Regions from separate parts of the Homo sapiens genome. Here region 2 is linked to region 1. The links are chromatin contacts, found by Hi-C in ENCODE. All regions are on one chromosome and are shown on one strand. Each heading gives the region's core, a stretch centred on a gene start or an enhancer-like site at or near the end of the contact. The rest is flanking DNA. Distances are from core to core; before and after follow the strand shown.

The links. A loop is a pair of places that touch in the nucleus more often than their neighbours do. Pooled maps may share reads with other maps.
Region 2: a loop to region 1 is called in a map of ascending aorta, with 4 times the contacts of the local background. The contact joins two enhancer-like sites. A Hi-C loop is called at or near these places in 2 of 168 maps with a recorded cell type or tissue (aorta and ascending aorta) and 3 of 50 pooled maps.

The regions. Positions count from the first base shown.
Region 1 is chr1:55,440,939-55,446,741 of GRCh38, forward strand. No RefSeq gene overlaps it. Among named protein-coding and RNA genes, the nearest start is that of MIR4422, 220 kb to the left of the region's middle. Within about 2 kb of position 2,718, at least 11 of the 41 ENCODE cell types and tissues checked have a DNase peak (open chromatin) inside an H3K27ac peak, as active enhancers do; they include ascending aorta, where a contact is called at or near this core.
Region 2 is chr1:56,071,101-56,076,879 of GRCh38, forward strand. The region is part of intron 2 of LOC105378741 (a long non-coding RNA gene); the gene reads right to left. Among named protein-coding and RNA genes, the nearest start is that of LINC01755, 130 kb to the left of the region's middle. Within about 2 kb of position 3,496, at least 12 of the 41 ENCODE cell types and tissues checked have a DNase peak (open chromatin) inside an H3K27ac peak, as active enhancers do; they include ascending aorta, where a contact is called at or near this core.

The DNA.
Region 1 (5,803 bases), core at 1,468-3,967:
GGGGCTAGGGGTGGAATAGTATTAGGAGAAATACCTAATGTAGATGATGGGTGCAGTGAACCACCATGGCACGTGTATACCTATGTAACAAACCTGCATGTTCTGCACATGTATCCCAGAACTTAAAGTATAAAAAATAAATAATTAAATTCTCAAACTGTATAAAATTTAAAACTTGTATGTCAAAATAGCATTAAAAATTAAAAGCCAAACAACACACTCTGAAATTGATTTGCCACGGGTGTGATATTCAAAAAATATCTTTATATAAAAAGCTTATGCATAGTGATAAGAACATAGTAAGATGTGGGAGAAAAGTGGGTCAAGGGTGTGAATTATACAATTCTCAGAAAAAGAAACAACAGTAACTACCAAACTGAAGAGTAATTCAGGCAATAAAATAGAAAAAAAGCTAAGTTTATCTATGAAGTGAAAGATTTAAAGAAGCAGTATTCATATTGTGCTGAAGCGAAAATAACGTAATATAACCCTAATGGAAATTAATTTGACAAAATGTGTTATAGACTTAAAGAAATGTATATCCTTTGATCTAAATATTTTACCAAGAGAATTTTCTCCGAAATTTATGAGAGGTGTGGAAAAGATTTCTATATGAAGAATCTCATTATAGCCTGATTTAGAAGAATAAAAATATCTGGGGGAAAACTCCCAAAGCCTAACAATAAGAGAATGCTTTTATAAACTATGGTGCAATGACAGAATGTTACAGAATTATTTTCCTTGGCAAATGGTCACATATGTAAAGTATGATCATATTTACATAAAATTCACCTCTTTACAGACAGACACACACACAGAAAAGACATTGGAGAGAAATAAACTGACATGCTAACTGTGGTATTCTCTGGATTGTGGGACTACAGTTGTTTTTTATTTTTCTCTCTATTCTTTTCTGTGCTTTCTCTTATTTTTCTGAGGAATGTGTATTCACCTTTAGATTCAGAAAAGAAACTTAAAATATTGATTAAACTAATGCTGTCTAGCAAAAAACATAACTTTATTATTACGAACAAGTGAGTAATGTAAATGGCTGTTATTAATACTAATGACAATTATTCAGTACTTAATATGTAATAATATATCAATATTATTACAATGATTTAAAAAGTAATAATTGAGTATTTATTATATATAAGGATTTAGTTAATAGTAAGGATTATAATCATTCTTGTTGTATAGATGACAAAGCTGAGACCCCTGATGAATAAGTGGCTTGCTCAAAGTCCGAGAGCTTTAACTGGTGGAACCAGGGCTTGAACTAGGTTTGCTTGACACTAAGGCCCCTGTTTTTCACCACCGAAGTTCAGGTGAATTCTCTTCTGGACAGCATGAGATATCTCGTGGGACAGCCCTTCAAAGTGAGTCTACCTCATAAGACAACATGGGTCACAGCCTGGGGCCTGCTAGAAGCTCAGCCCAACATTATTTGATAGAATCAGTTAGTTGTCAAAGCATCAACTTGAAAAGAGAATTCAATTTTCCCTAAAGTTGAGGAAAACAGGCTTTCTTCCCTATTTCCTTCAGTGAAAACAGGGAAAACACACACAAGAGAGTTCGAGTGCTAGATGCTGACCTTTTTCTAAACAAAGCTTCTGTTATCCATTTTCTCTGTCTTCCTACCTGACCCAAACCTCTTCAGATGGATGCAGTTTTCTTCTTTAAAAATATTAGTATCTTCAAGCAGGTTACAATCAAGGCCTCCGAGTCTAGGTGCCTTCCTACCTCCTTCCAGTGGCTGTGATGCTCCATGAAGTGTTTATATTTAACTCATGGAGAGCAACCTTATTTTTCTAGTTTTTTTTTTTTTTTTTTCCTGAGACAGAGTCTCGCTCTGTTGCCCAGGCTGGATTGTGGTGGTGTGATCTCGGCTCACTGCAACCTCCACCTCCTGGGTTCAAGCAGTTCTCTGCCTCAGCCTCCCAAGTAGCTGGGATTATAGGCACCTGCCACCATGCCCGGCTAATTTTTGTGTTTTTAGTAGAGATGGGGTTTTACCATCTTGGCCATTCTGGTCTTGAATTCCTGACCTTGTGTTCCACCTGCCTCAGCCTCCCAAAGTGCAGGGATTACAGGCGTGAGCCACTGCACCTGGCCTTTTTCTAGTTCTTAAGAAAGAGTGGTGTGTGGCCTGAGTCACTTCGGTCTCTAAGACCTGTGGTCTCCTACCACACCTTGCAGAGTTGTGGTAAGGATTAGTGATAGCATGCCGAAAGCATATTATTCTGTAGACTCCATGAAGGCAGGATAAAGCCAGCCTTGTCCCCAGATGTATCTCCATTTCTTAGCACAGTGCCCTGCATGCAGCAGGTACTCAGCACATCTGTGATAAGTAGGAATGTGAATGAATAAACATAGCACATTACCAGGGAGACAGTAGGTACTCAACAAACCCTAGCCATGATACACTATTACCCTGCTGCTCTCTGGCCCTTAGTCTATGCATCTGTATTAACAAGGGCTTGGACTAGTTGGTCTCTAGGGTACTCTCCAGCTCTGACATTCTATGCCTGAATCCAAATACTCCAGAAGCAACCTGGGGCTCAGGGAGGAAAGATGATCTTCTCAGCATGTGCACAGAATTATTTGGCGTGTTCTCCATGTGAGACGAAGAGCCTGTGTACCGTCCTGAGGCTCATTCTGCCCTCTTCAACACACCATCTGGACCTCTCCACTTGGCAGTTTGCAACATCTGTCAGAAGTGCTTGGTGCCAGGATGACTCTTGCTGCAAGCATGTCCTTGGAAAGCTCTGGAAATAGGGAGCCTGCCGGGAGTTTATGTAACATGCTGAGTGGCCAGAGGACTGTGCGCAAAGGGCTCTGATCCCATAGCGGGTCAGCCTGCTATGACCACTCAGGGTGACTCAACTGATTGTCACATGCAACTTACAAACTGCTGACGACAGAGAGCACTGTGGTGAAAGGGACAGGAAATTCTGCCTCTGCTTTATATACTTTTTGGTGGTTATTCCCCTTTTTATTCTAAAAAGGAAGGATTTGAGATTGCTGACTCAAATACAAAGAATATAAAAAATAAATTAGAAAATCAGAATGAAAGGTGTAGGGGAGAAAATATTTCTTTCCCAACCTATTGCAAGGTTTATGACTGATATCCCAATGACAAAGACAGATTAACAAGAGAAAAGCGTAACTTATTTGTTTAATATAGTTTTACATGACTGAGGAGTCTTTGGAAATGAAGGCCCAAAGATCCAGGGAAAGCTGCATATTTTTATGGACAGACATAATAGAAGCTTGATTGAAGGACAGAAGGGTATCATCCAATGGTGCAAAATTAGGGGGAACTTAGCAAGGTTTATTTGTTCAGATTCTTCTTGGCCTCTGGATATAGGGCAGGACACTTCTGGAATGAGGGTCTTGTGACCTACGTTTAGGGGAGGTAGGTCAGAGAATTCTTTTGTGGCCTGCTTCAGGATAGAAAGGCCAGAGAAAGTCAGAGAGACCGTCCCACTTTTATAGTTTTCTTAATTTCCTCCAGCTTAAAGTCCTCCGTGTGTCAAGATGCCATATTTTGGGGTATTATATTGTGAGCCCTGACAAGGGAAAAGACTTGCTGGGGGTCTCTTCTACTTGCCTCTTCAGACCTACTCCACCTGCCGTCCTGCTGTCTGCCCTGGGGCACTGACCATGTGGCTTATATCTGGATTTTTACTGGCTTTGGCCATGGGGCGCACCAGCAGGAGATCAGAGGGAGGAGGGGAGTGAGGTCCTGAAGTCACTTTGGGCAGGCTGTGTCCTTCCCTAGAGGACACAAATCCTCTCAAATTGACCTTCTCAGTAAGACTCTTTCTTTCTAGACAGGTAATTGCTCTGTCTCCTGGGACTAGTGGTGAAGCTCCACTGTTATTGGCCCCTGGATAGTGCACTGTCTGTTGTACTTCCCCTATCTCCTGCCCACAGCTCTGTAAATAGCCCCGTTTTAAATAAACCTTTCTTGAATTATCTTAAATTGAGTGTTCCCTCTGTTTCCTGTTAGGACTTGACTGATACATAAGGATAGAAAATACAAGAGGGAACCAGAAATAATGCTCATGGATGAGATACAAATTGTAGTGCCCTGTACATGTGCCAAAAAAAAGATGTGAGTGTGTGCTATCCGTTTGACTTGAGCTTCCTAGTGACCAAAGCAACAGAACCATAGGAGGAGGTCTCCAGTCATCATTTCTTACCACCAGAGTCTAAGGGACCTTACTACATAAAACTCTGTCACTCCCATTATCTTGTGGGTTAAACTGTGTCCCCCAAAATGATAAGCTCAAGTCTTAGCCACTAGTACCTATGAATATGATCTTATTTGGAAACAGGGTCTTTGCAGATGAGACCACCTTAAGATGAACTGATAGCAAAGTGGTGTGGGCCCCTAATCCAATGACTGGTGCCCTTAATGAAGAGAGAAATGTAGACACACAGAAACATACTAGGAGGATGCCATGTGAAGATGGAGGCAGAGGCTGGAGTAATGCCCAACTAGAGGTTAGGAGAGACACATGGAACAGTTTCTCTCTGAGTCTCTAGAAGGAACCAAACTGGCCGACACCTTGATTTTGAACTTCTGGTCTCTGTAACTATGACAGAATAAGTTTCTGTTGTTTTGAGCCACCCAGTTTGTGGTACTGGGTTATGACAGCCCTAGAAAGCAAGTACACTTTGAAGTGGCATCAAGACTCTTGATATGACTATGCCTACTTTCTAGCTTCATCTCCCACCACTCACCGGCTTGCCCTGTTTGTCTGGTTCTTACATCACTGTGCTATCCCAGAGTCCTCAGCCTTTTGGCTGTATTCTTATCACAGCCTGGATTGCCTCTTCTACTTTTCACCCTGATAGATTCAGCTCAGGCGTGGCTTTCCCCAGGAACCCTTCCCTGGCTCTCCCAGCTGTCTTGGGTCCATCTCCTTTGAACTCCCATATCATTGATAATAGGCACCTGATGCATTTGTTTCCCTCCCTCAACAGTAACCTCCTCAAGAGTGATATCATGTTCCTCTTTGCATCCCCAGGGTCTAGAACAGTGCCTGGCACACAGTAGATTCCCAATAATATAGATATAAATATCCTCAGCAGGATATTTGTTTGGGGTACCTGCTACCAGCCAGGTACTTTTCTAGCCACTTCATATGCACTTCATTTGTGGTGAGGAAATTGAAGCTTGCATAGGATACTGTCTAAGTTATGTGTCCATAAGTGATGGAACTGGAATTGAAATTAGATCTGACTGACTATAGTCTAGTCTCTCCCATTCCAATCTGCTGCCTCTTTACATTGGACAGAAAGAGAAGGGCCAGGTTAGGGAGGATCTAAATGCTAGATTTTTGTCCACAATAAACTCATCTTGAGCAATCAGCTTTGAGCCCTGCATGAATGTTGATCAAATGATTGTGTATTTACTAAATCTCTTTTTGCTTTTGCTCAGGAAGCAGAAATGTTTATTTCTTTAAAAAACACAGTTGATAAGTGGGGCAATATGGATGGGATACTCAGTCCTTTGAAGAGGCTGAGATTTCTATTGGCAGAACATTAAAAATGAGAGATGCTGGTTTTAAGTCTGAATAGCAATGCCATTTTTCATTGCTGTGTCATACTGTGTCTGTGCAGCTCAGAAATGATCGCACCACCCAGACAGCCATTCCTGTCTGTGTTCCAGCCTGCCTTCTAGAGAACACACATTTGAGGAGTGGACCTGTGAGATGATAAAACAATGAGAAAGGCGGACAGGGAAACTACCTTTCATTGAGAAGTTAGAATTTCCTTTTTAATTTAAACC
Region 2 (5,779 bases), core at 2,246-4,745, 630 kb after region 1:
CAGGATTAGGAATCAGAAAGCCAGTCACAGCAACATGCCAAAATATGACTTTGGGTAACACATTTGAACTCTACTAATTTCACTCTCTCATCTATAAAATGAAAATAATAATAACCAGCCTCACAGGAATTTTTTAGATAGATAGTTTTTTAAAAAGTCATTGAATATCTGTTTATCACTGTATAATTTGCTAAAATCTTTCAATTACATTAGCATTAGTCTTACCTAGCACAAGAAAGACACTCAACAGATATTTGTTGAATAGCATGTAAATTGGTGATATTATAGTTTGATGGATTCTGAGTCGTTAAGGTATCTATCACACCTCTGAACTTAGTTTTCTTTATTTATAATGTGTATTCAACTGTATCTCTTTTTAGGGTTGTTGTAAGAGATAAAGAAAATAACATACATGAAGTATCAGTTTCGGGCACTTTGGTGTGTACTTGAGAAAGAGGTTTCCTTTTCTCTGATCGCTTCTTCTTTCAGAGCTTCATTCTTCTCATTCAACAGAATTGGTCATAATTATAACATTCTACTTGTTGAGGAGATAGCTGTGGGGCAAAGAGAACAGGGGGGCCAAGCTTTGGTCCTAATTTTCCATCTTCCCAGTTGTGTGAACTTTGACAATTTGGGGGAGTCTGTTTCCCCATTTGAAAAATAAGGAGCTTGTCTAGATCTGAAGTTCCCAAATTTTTGAAGTTTATAGAGCAAACAAACAAATAAACAAACAACAACAACAACAACAACAAAAGACCAGTACCAACCAGGAGCCTAACATAACATGGTCAATTTTTTGATCTGAGAAATAGATTTTTGAAAAATAACTGTCACTTACCATTACAATCATTTCAAATTAAAGGACAAGGAACTCCAAAAAAGAAAAAAAAGAAAAATTATGAAATATAAGACATGACTCTAAAATGATTACATTAACCTCATGGGGAAAGATGCTGAATCGTCTTATTGTCCTTATTTTTTTCTCATTTTTCCACAGACCTGTGAAAACTTGTTGTGGACCAACATGGGTCTTCAGAGTAGTACTTGGGAACCTGTACTGTTCTGTATTGTGGACCAACATGGGTCTTCAGAGTAGCACTTGGGAACCACTGGGATGCATGACATGGAAGGGCTCTTCTAGCACTATGTCCTGTGATTCTATCATAATTCCACCATGGTGAAAAGCTGGGATACTTAAACAACAGTTTGTTTAGGTGAAATCAGTAAAACAATGATCTGATTCAGCTAAGAAGCTGATCCCTGAAGTCATTTTGCTGAACTGAATGACTCTAGATCTTGATAGGAAGTATAATTTAGTCAAAACAATCTAAATTGTTATGTGTGGATTGACACATATGAGTTGTTCCCGCAGGTCTTCAAAATACTTCCTTGCCCCTAATGAGGCTGACTCAGGCTTTGTTCCCCACCAACTATAAATTGATAAGTATCACACTTGTACCTACCTACATCAAAATGAGAGAGATATGTGAGTGAGCCAAACATATCCAAAGCATTCCTAATTCAGGCACTATGTGCTCACCCTGAGGTTAGCTTCTCTGACACCTTCCACTCTCTAATCTTGAGCCAAAATATGTCTCTACACTCTACTGTGGTGATCTCAAAGTCCCTGTATGAATGCCTCATATTTTATCACCAAAATTCTAAATAGAGACTCTCTGTTTCATGGTTAGCACTCATTTCTACCAAGCTTGATCATCTGAGGTGGACCAAATTAGAAATAGGCAAGCAAAATAGAGGTAGGAGAAGCTATTAATACAGGTCAGGAAGAGATTAGTTTTGGCTGGGTGCTGTGGCTCACAGCTGTAATCCTAGCATTTTGGGAAGCTGAGGTGGGCGGATCACTTGAGGTCAGGAGTTTGAGACCAGCCTGGCCAACATGGTGAATTTCCATCTCAACTAAAAATAGAAAAATCAGCTGGGCATAGTGGAAGGCACCTGTAATCTCAGCTACTTGGCAGGCTGAGGCAGGAGAATCACTTGAACCCAGGAGGCAGAAGTTGCAGTGAGCTGAGATTGCACCACTGCACTCCATCCTGGGCAACAGAGTGAGACTCCATCTCAAAAATAAATAAATAAACAAATATAGACAGGTCAGGAGTTGTGGGTTGTGGCTTTGCTTGACTTCACAGAAGAAAGAGAGAAAAATCAAACAGAACTAACTGTAAGCTACTGAGGACAATAATAGATGTTCATATCTTTGGTTCTAAGTCATCAAGAAAAGTTTAAACTATGTACAAGAACCTTCTCAAGGAAGCAGATAATTCATTGAGATAGATGCTTGGGGGTGAGGGCAAACCTCAGCTATCAGGAAATTCATCTCAAGTTAGCAAACGTGAATTCTCCTGTGATCCTAGGGTAATGAAGTAGTAACAGCAATAGAAACAACCATAATAATGGCTGGCTACTGCATTGTACTCTGCCTCTTAGGAGTACTTCCATTTTCTCATTTAATATTCAGATCAACCCCATGAGGAACAAATAATAATTTTTATTATCCACTCATTTCTCCAAGTGAGGAAATCAAAGCTCAGCTTGGTTAAGTAGCTTGCCAAGACAGCAGAGCTAGTCAGTGGCAGAGTAAGAATGCAAACCCTAGTCTTCTAACTTGAAGCCCAGTGCATTTCCCACCCTCTGATCTTCTCTCATCCTTATAAATAGCCATAAGACTAAGTAGTTCAAAAATATCTTCTTTCTGGTTCTCAGGCCCATTACAAATGCCACTTGCCCTGGGTAGGAAAATAAAGCCCAAGCTCTTTGCTGGACTATGTGCTAAGTCCTTGGCGCCCAGAAATAACCTCCTGGAGACTATGGGCCTTATATTTACCGCAAAGCAGTGGGTAAATAACTAGTTGGTGTTTTAGTGTTTTGTGGTCACTTAATCTGTTGTGTTGCTTCCCAAGACTCTGAAGGTTTCCTTTTTCAGTTAATTCTTATTTACGTTTCTGAGGTCTGTGTTGTTTTGGGTTTGGTTCATTGGATGTTTTTCTTGGAATGTGTTGCCATTGGCTTCAGGATGTTCCTGCTCTGCTATTTCATGGAATTTTCCCCGAGTGTGGATTGCTATGTATTTCTTCGGGGCAGTGAGCCAAGGCAGTGCTGGTATGTAATCTGTTCCTCTGGCCAGAAGACTTCTTGTCACCCATCCACATGGTGCTTGGTTGTATTTCTCCACTGATAATTCCCCTCCATCTGTTAATGTGCAGGAACCTTGGACTTCAGCCATCTTGTGTGTTGTGCGTTATTGGCTCTGGATAAGACAAGGCCAGTTGCTTCTGATAGAGATTGTGTCAACTGATTCTACCAGTTTGTTCTATCAGCCCAGGGTTGGGGAAGGAGATAGATGCCAAGTGTCATAGAAAGAGTGGAGAAGGCTCACAGGGTTAATGCTATAGACAAAGCAAGAATTTGTGATTGAAAACGTCCAGCCCTTCACACAGCCCTATGCCCCAGTAGGAGAAGAGCCAGGAATGCCAGGTGCATTGAAAACACCACACTCTCCCATGGCTCTCAGCGAGCCTTTCTTCCTTTGTCTTTGACAATCCAATACAAAGTATGTGCCAAAGAAAAATAAGAATTTGTTCCATATCAGAAAGTTTCGTTCTTTGGATATTTTCTTTGTGGGTAAAAATAAAATATTAGAAAGGTCAAATAGTGTTTGTTCAATAAAATGGTATGCTTCCCAAGGCTTTCAGCCTAATTAAGATACAAAGCACACATTGAGGCAGAAAGTTGCCCTCGATAAATTCTTTGTTTGGCTATTTTATTTATCGTACTTCATTCCATTGTTTTGTGTGTTGTATATCTTACTCTTTCCATAAGGAATTTGTGATAGCTTACAAAAATGTGTCAATAAAAAATAAAATATCTTTAAATCACTGGAAGCATCAAGGTGAATGGATAATATTAAAGATATGAATAAGATTAGGGTTAGTATTTCATAACAGATAACCCTGTAAAATTGTTAAAAGCGATTCATCAAATTGACTAAAAAAATCCTACCGTTTATCACTTGAAGTGTGCTGTGGCTCTCTAATCTATAGGTAGTCTAAATTGGGTGCATTTAAGAATCTGCACAGTTTGATTTTAATTTGGAGGTGAAAGAGGCCAACTCTAATCCCCACATTGACTTCACATGCACTGGCGCACATCTGAAGGTCAACAGTTTTCATATTTGCAAAGAGACAAGAGGAGAACTAATACTTACTAGGTACCTAATACATATTAGGCATTGTACCAATAATTTGACATTTAATAATTCATTGATATTCTCAACCACTCTATGAGATAATAATTACCTCCATTGGACAGATAACATAAGCAAAGCTGAGTAACTTGGGCAAGTGTACTCAACTAGTAGGGACAAAACTAAGATCAACACAGGTATATTTGACCTCAAAGTCAACGTTCTTCTCATACTGTGCCTGACAGACAGGTAAGAGGGTATGGAATATGCTTCCCCCAGTTGATGAGTGTCGAAACTCTCAAACAAACGTGGTTTATTCTGAGCTTGCCCTCAAGCTGTAGGTTGACCAGGAAATAAGTATAAGTTCAAAGCAGATCACAGTGTTTGGAAGTTAAGGTCAACAGAAAGACATATCTGTGGTTATGACACTATACACTGCCATACAAATGTCCTCCAACCATTCCAGAGAGAACATAGGTAAGTTCCTCCAAATTGAAGACATTCATAAAAATAAAAGAATAAGAAGCTATAGTTGTATATGGAATGAGCAGTCATATTAATCAGACAGAGAATGGCTATGGTGTTTGTTGTACCTTCCAGTCAGAGCAAACCAGTAACATTAGAAATCTTTGTGGTCTCCAAAATTCTTGCATCTCTGACCCTTCTCAAGTGTCATCCTCTCTATTTTTCCCCATTTTCCCTTCCTGGCAAACTCCTACTTATTCCACAATTTCTCAAATGCCACTTCTGCAACGACTTTTCTCTGTCTCTCATATGACCTTAAAGAGCTCTCTTTTCTGTGCAGTTACTAAAGTTAGGTACATCCACATCATACAAATTCATTACTATAATTTTGTATGCTTCCCCCAGTTCCTATTGGATAGTGAACAAATATATGACAAAATATATATTTTCATCTTCTAATTTCTAGTTAGATTATTTAATTTTTAAAACAACTTTTGAAAGTAGCAATTTTTACTATTCTCATTTTACAGATGAGGAAAATGAGATATAAAAGTATAGAGTAACTTGTTCAGTTATAAAGCAAGTACATGGCAGACTTATACCCAAGCAGGGTGGTTCCAGAATCCTTACTATATAAATATCCTCATCAGACCTGTCTGAACCCCAGTCTTCTATTTCTTACTCTTCTTCCAGAGAAGGTTCTTCTAATCCTCTTCTCCCAACATCCCCACCTCTTCTCTCATCACAACTTGATTTCTTCCTCCCACAAAGTATGTTGACTCCCACCTAATTATGGAGACTAATACGGAGTTAGCTGGAGCCCTATCCTGGCTCCAGGGTCCAAGTGCTCCTCTTACAACCCTCAGGCTACTCAGTATACAAAGGACTCTCCAGCTATGAGGGCCCACCCATCATGGGAGGGAGTGGGGGTTTATAAATAAAAATTATAATATTAATAAAACATCTGCTTCAGGTTGAGCTCAAAAGAAACCAGACTCTGAATTGAAGATTAACATATAGGACTTTACTGGGGAGCTCTTGCATACTTAATTGGGATGATACTTGTGGAAAGGGAAGAGAAAAATGCAGGGTGGGCAGAGTGAGAAGCTG